Linked DNA regions of Homo sapiens: region 2 is linked to region 1. A link is a loop called in an ENCODE intact Hi-C map of the cell type or tissue named here. Cell type or tissue: PC-3. All regions are shown on one strand. Links, peaks and the distances in the headings refer to the core of each region. The heading gives the core; the rest is flanking DNA. Region 1 has its middle 280 kb from the start of KAZN-AS1. Region 2 overlaps LOC124903850 (a long non-coding RNA gene).

What was found. A loop is a pair of places that touch in the nucleus more often than their neighbours do. Peaks named below come from ENCODE experiments on the same cell type or tissue, not always from the same donor. Only the 100,000 strongest peaks of a DNase experiment are listed, where the experiment ranks them.
Region 2: a loop joins it to region 1, with 11 times the contacts of the local background. A loop is called at or near these places in 1 of 110 quality-filtered maps.

The regions. Positions count from the first base shown.
Region 1 is chr1:14,133,782-14,136,697 of GRCh38, reverse strand. It overlaps a transcript of KAZN not described here. Among named protein-coding and RNA genes, the nearest start is that of KAZN-AS1, 280 kb to the left of the region's middle. RefSeq lists enhancers at 1-437, 438-984. In PC-3, for the core only: no CTCF peak of the experiment used is centred there; a DNase peak (open chromatin) is centred at 1,437.
Region 2 is chr1:14,498,597-14,501,512 of GRCh38, reverse strand. LOC124903850 (a long non-coding RNA gene) reads right to left here. Exons shown (of 2, transcript XR_007065478.1): 2 at 1-2,916. It also overlaps a transcript of KAZN not described here. Among named protein-coding and RNA genes, the nearest start is that of KAZN-AS1, 80 kb to the right of the region's middle. In PC-3, for the core only: no CTCF peak of the experiment used is centred there; a DNase peak (open chromatin) is centred at 1,262; H3K4me3 peaks cover 490 bases; H3K27ac peaks cover 2,018 bases.

The DNA of each region.
Region 1 (2,916 bases), core at 137-2,636:
GAGAAGCCACATTCCCATCCCTGGCCTTCCCCTCCCTCCTGGGTTAGTTATCTCCCACTCTTCTTTCCAGGGTACTGTGCACCTGGGCCCTCAGTCACCTCTGCTGGGAAGCTCTTTGGAATTTACGGAATGCCTTTCTGCAGCATTCTGTCTTATTTGCGTGACTGAGGAGGATTTTGCCACTGATGTCCTGTATTTCAACAAAGCGTCCTGCTTGCATTTTCTTTCACCTGCTTTGCAATTGTTTAGTAATACTTAAGTGCCAGGCTCTGGGTTAAGCACTTTATGAAGCTTTCCACACAATACCTGGGTTAGTTCCCTGACACTCTGTGAGGTGAGGGCTATCACCTTTCCTACTTCACAGGGGGGCATCTGAGGCCCCGTGAGGCTAAATAGTTTACCCAAGGTCACAGGGAGATGGAGTGAGCCAGAGGACATCCGCTTGTGCCCTACTGAGGCCGGGGCTCCCCAAAACTCTGCAGTCCTGCCTCCCTCCATGGGAGATTCAGTACAAACCAAATAGCCACCCAGAAATCAACAGTGTTGACTTCCCCACCAAGATGTGATCCTTTAGCTTTGCTCTCTGAGGCCTTGATGGGTTTTCCACAAAGACCCTCCTCTTCCCCAGGGTCTCCTTTCTCTCCCCCATTCTTCAGAGACCTCCACAACAAATCACTGCTTGGGAGCCAGTAACAAGAATGCCAATTATTGTTCCATGAACCAAGTGTAAAGTGGGGGCTTTCTGATGGGAAAAGCAAGACTTAGAGCAAGTTTCTCATCTCTGTGACTTTAACATATTTCCTACATTTTTAGCAAAATTATAGAGGATAGTTCCTTTTGGAATCTTTTGAGCAGCCTCCATTTTAATTCGAGATGGCAAATTCATCCACATGTTAAACTTGAGCGACAGACCTGCCTTCTCTTTTAGAATTAATTCCAGTTTGGTCAAAAGCAACACTCTCTTCAAAAGTTAGCTTGGAGCCAATGAACAGAGGAAAAGAAAATGTTCAAGTGGTCTACTTAAACAAGACCTCGCTCCATCCCACCAATTAAAGAGAAATTAAAACGGCTTCCAACTAGAACTTTAAATGCCTCTGAAGGGGAATTTCTGAAGAAAAAACCTTTGCCGTTCGAGATACTTGTTAAAGATATCACAGTCTTCAATCTCAAGGGTCCCTGGATTCCCAAAATCTTTGATCATCTAAATTTAGCTGTTTTCATAAACATTTCAGACAGCAGGCTAATTTTTATTCCCTGGAGAGCCTCATGCACTCAGACTGCAAGTCCAGGAAGAATGTCAACTTTTAAGAACTAGTCAAAGCCTCGCTAAGACTAAGAGCCAGATACCAGCTATTCGGCTGACTTTAAATCTGTGTCATTACTCACTGTCCCTTGAAGAGGAACATAAAATTTTACTATATGCTGCTTGTAATTCAACAAATAATTACTCAGCAGGTGATGTGGGCAAGGCCTCCTCACAGGGTGCTGTGAAGGAAGCAGAGATGAGCAGGCCTGGCTGCTGCCACTGCAGTCCAGCAAAACAAAGAACATACAATCCTACCAATCAGGTTGCAGGTTGGTGCAAAAGTAATTGCAGTTTTTGCCATTACTTTTAATAACAAAAACTGCAATTACTTTTCCACCAATGTAATAATAAGTGTGAATGTGTGAGTGTATGTGTGCATGTGTGCACATGTGTGTGTGTGTGTGTGTGTGTGTGTGTGTGTGCGGGTGCATATGCATGCATGCTTGTGAGAGGCAGTACACTCCAAGGACAATTTGTTGGAAAATATGTCATTGAATCTGAGATATAAAGAATGGATAGAACTATGGGTAATTTTTCTGTCTTTCCATTTTCCGTCTTTATTGCTGGCAACTTGTTTATGTGATTAATAATAATAAAGCAGAGAAAAATGGGGAGGAGGTGAAGGCCAGTGTGTTCCGAGAGTACCATGAAAGTGTAGGCCTGGAGGCTGGAAATCCCAAGGCGGATCATTTAGAAAACAATATGCTGCTAATATCTCTTTTGTTTTGAAAACAAATTCATGACTGTGCACCTTTATTTAGTAGCTGTATGATGTTTGCCCACACAGATTTCTACTGCTACCAATAAAATGATCTTTTACTAAGTCCTAGGATAATAGCCAAGAGCACCTGCCCTGGAGTCAGCCTGTATGGCCGCATGAGTTTGGGCAGGTCATTTAATCTTTTGAGCTTCAATTTCTCATATTTGATTTCAGAATAGTAGTAGTACCTGGCTCATAGAGTCATCAAGATGAAACGAGATCACCTCTCTAAAAAATACCTTGTCCATTGCACACAGTAAATGTTCTGTGAAAGTCCACAGTTGTTTCAACATCTAGGGAGGATCCTTTCAGCCCATGTCTTCTTGGAGCTACTGATCTGACCATTTTGACCTAGTGGATGGTTTTTTTTAACCATATAGTTTAATAAAGATGGACCACAATACCCATATGTCCATCACATCACTTTATCTTACCACTTTCTGTTACCCAGGCTTAATCTTCTTGAAAGCAGAATCTAGGCATGCAGATGAGAAAATTGGCTCAGACCCTGTCTCCCAGTGGAGAGATGTAGTATCCAGCTAAATCCTAGAACTTCTGACTTGAATCCACTTCTTTTCCCAGTATTTGATACAATCTGTTAAATGTCTTAATGTCATGAATGTGTTAATGAGGATTCATTTTGTGGCAGAAGCAGGAATCAGAACTGTGTCGTCCCCTATGATGAAACGTCCACTCTAGACTGCTCCTTCGAGGCAGGACTTAGAGGTCAAAAGGATGCGACACATCTGGTTTCTGGTCATCTCATGCTTTTCTTGTGGCTTCATCCTCAGTCTGCACATGGCTGGAAAAGCCTCCAGCATCCCCAAACCTATGTTTCAGGAGGCATCCT
Region 2 (2,916 bases), core at 246-2,745, 360 kb before region 1:
CTGGATAGTACATCGCTAATGTATAGAAATAGAATTGATTTTGTATCTTACATCTTATATCTTGATGGAAGATACAAGATTGATCTTGTATCTTACAACTTCGTTGAACTTATTTGTTAATTCTGATGGTTTTGAGTATGTGTGTGAGTCATTCCTTAGGATTTCCTATATACCAGGCCATGGCTTCTGCAAATAGATCTACTTTTCCAATCTGGATACTTTTTTCTTTCTCTTGCTTAATTGCGCTGGCTAGAACCTCCAGTACAATGTTAAATGGGAGTAGTGAGAATGAATATCTTTGTCTTATTTCTGATCTTGGAGGGAAAACATTCATTCTTTCACCATTAAGTATCATGTTAATTGTGGGCTTTTATTATTATTTTTATTTATTTATTTATTTATTTATTTATTTATTTATTTATTTATTTATTTTTTGCAGATGCTCTTTTTAGGTTATGAAAAAGTCTGTGAAGAATTGGTATTTATTCTTCTTTAAACATTTAGTAGAATTCACCAGTGAATCCATTTGGGCCTGGGCTTTTCTTTGTGGGAACTTTTTAAAACTAGAAATTAATCTCTCTACTTGTTATAAGTCAATTTAGATTTTCAATGTATTCTTGAGTCAGTTTCTGTAGTTTGTGTCTTCCAGGAATTTTCCCATTTCATCTAGGCTATATCATTTGTTGACATACAATGTGCATAGTATTTCCTCATACTCTGTTTTATTTATAATCTGTTTTATTTTATGAGGTAGGTAGTAATGTCTACTTTTTCATTCCTGGTTTAAGTCATTTGAGTCTTCATTTTTCTTTGTGAGTGTTATCAATCTTGTTGATCTTTTGAAAGAACCCACTTTTGGTTTCTTCGATTTTCTCTATCATCTTTCTATTCTATCTTTCATGTGTTTCGGTTCCAGTTTTTATTATTTCCTTCCTTCTGCTTGCTTGGAGTTTAGTTTGCTCTTGGTTTTCTAATTCCTTAAAGTGGAAGTTTAGGTTATTAATTTGAGATCTTGCTTCTTTTAAAAAATAGGCATCTATAACTATAAATTTCCCAAGGGACATTTACAAAATAAATACAAGGTTGTACTACTTAAGTTTTGAGAAATTATCTAGGCTGAAAAGAGAAATAAAACAAGTAAAGTTTAGGTCGGTGTTTCTGCAAGTGTTCTGTGTGCAAATACGTTTGGGAATAGTTGGCTTAAAGGAAGTGAAACAGATTTTCCCACTGCAGCACGGCTCTGGCTCTTTGACATGCCAGCGTAGGATATGACTCTCCCAGGGGAGGTGTGGCCCTTGAGTTCCCAGACTTTATTTGCCCAAGGAATACTTCATTGCTGGCATTCTGCAGGGCAGGGTAGCATCATGACTTGGGGGCCCTGGGTGCTTTTGCCTTTGTGGCCTTCTCTTTCATAGAAAGTATTAAAAATTATATTTTACAAACACAATGACATAAAGACATATAATGCAACTTAATTCATTATTATATGAATTCACTTATTCTATTCACGTTTTTCTAAGTTTAAAAGAAATTAAAACATTTTTGATTAATGAAACATCAGGTGCCTTGAACAGCGTGGTGGGCCTCTGCTACTGCGCCTGCTGGAGAAGTTAGCCAGATGCAGAGCTCGGCCAGGGGCAGAACATTCCCAGGAGATGTGAGCACACCGCTAAGCTCAGTGAGGGTTTCAGGACAGGCTGGCAAGGACAAGACCTGGAGTACAACTGAGGCCCAAGCCACTAGGGCCAAGCCAGGGTCACTGCCAGGACTGTGGCCATCAGTCATTTTTAGCATTCAAAAAGAAATAAAAATGTAACTCATCAGGAGCTCAGCATCTTCATATGAAATAAAATAACCCTGTCCTGTCTACACCTGCCTCTCTCCCTTTAAAGGATTTGGTTTGCTTGGGAGGGGTCTGAAATGTGCACCCATCTAACCCAGTTAGACTGCAGAACAATCGATAATGAGACAATGCACCATTGTTATTCAGAAACACCTCCCTTTTGCACAATCCTGGCGCCCACAGCCAGCTCCTCCCAGAAAGAAAGGCAGGACAGCAATTGTCACGGGATCAATATCTTCTAGCTTAGGAGGAATCGATCCCATGGCAGAGCCTCAAGGCAGCCTTCTCCCTATCTAAGACTTGGGTGGGGGAGAGAAGTGAGCATCCACCCCAAAAAGTGAGATGTGCAAGAGAAGTGCACTTAGCAGTGATGGGGATTGTAGAAGCGGTCTCTGCATCTAAGCTTTCTTTTATGTTTGGGAAAAGTTGAGAGGTGGGGGCTTTTAGCATTGCCTGAACTCACACGACTTGCCTGAGCTAGAGCTAGCATCAGAACTCCAGTCACCCGATGTCCACTTTGGCATGATCTTAGTTTTATAAACACACTCACCAAATATTTACAGATTCCTAGATTTGCTGGGGATTCTGCTTGGCAATGCATTGGTTAGGATCTTGGCAGAAAAGCAATGGTACCGTCAATAAGGTTAATTGAGGAGGGTTTAACGAGGGAACTGTTTACCATGCTGCTGCAGGGTTAAGAAAATCAATAAAGGATGACAAAGCACCGAGGACAGGCAAGAGTGGGAAGCTGTTACTGTCCCCAGGTCCCCAGGCCTGAACAGGAAGGGGAAGAAGGGGTTCTAGAACCTGGGGAACTGTCACTGTAGCGAAGAGGCTACTTAGACAGGGGCTTGCTGCCTTGGCCAACCCATGGCTTGGAGGGAGGGACCCAGGAGAATAAGTACCCAGACTCCTATCTCTTCCCACCCTCCACTCTCCATTTTTTTTCTTTTTCCTTTATTTTATTTTTTTTATTTTGAGACAGAGTCTTGCTCTGTCGCCCAGGCTGGAGTGCAGTGGCCTGATCTCAGCTCACTGCAACCTCCGCCTCCAGGGCTCAAGTGACTCTCCTG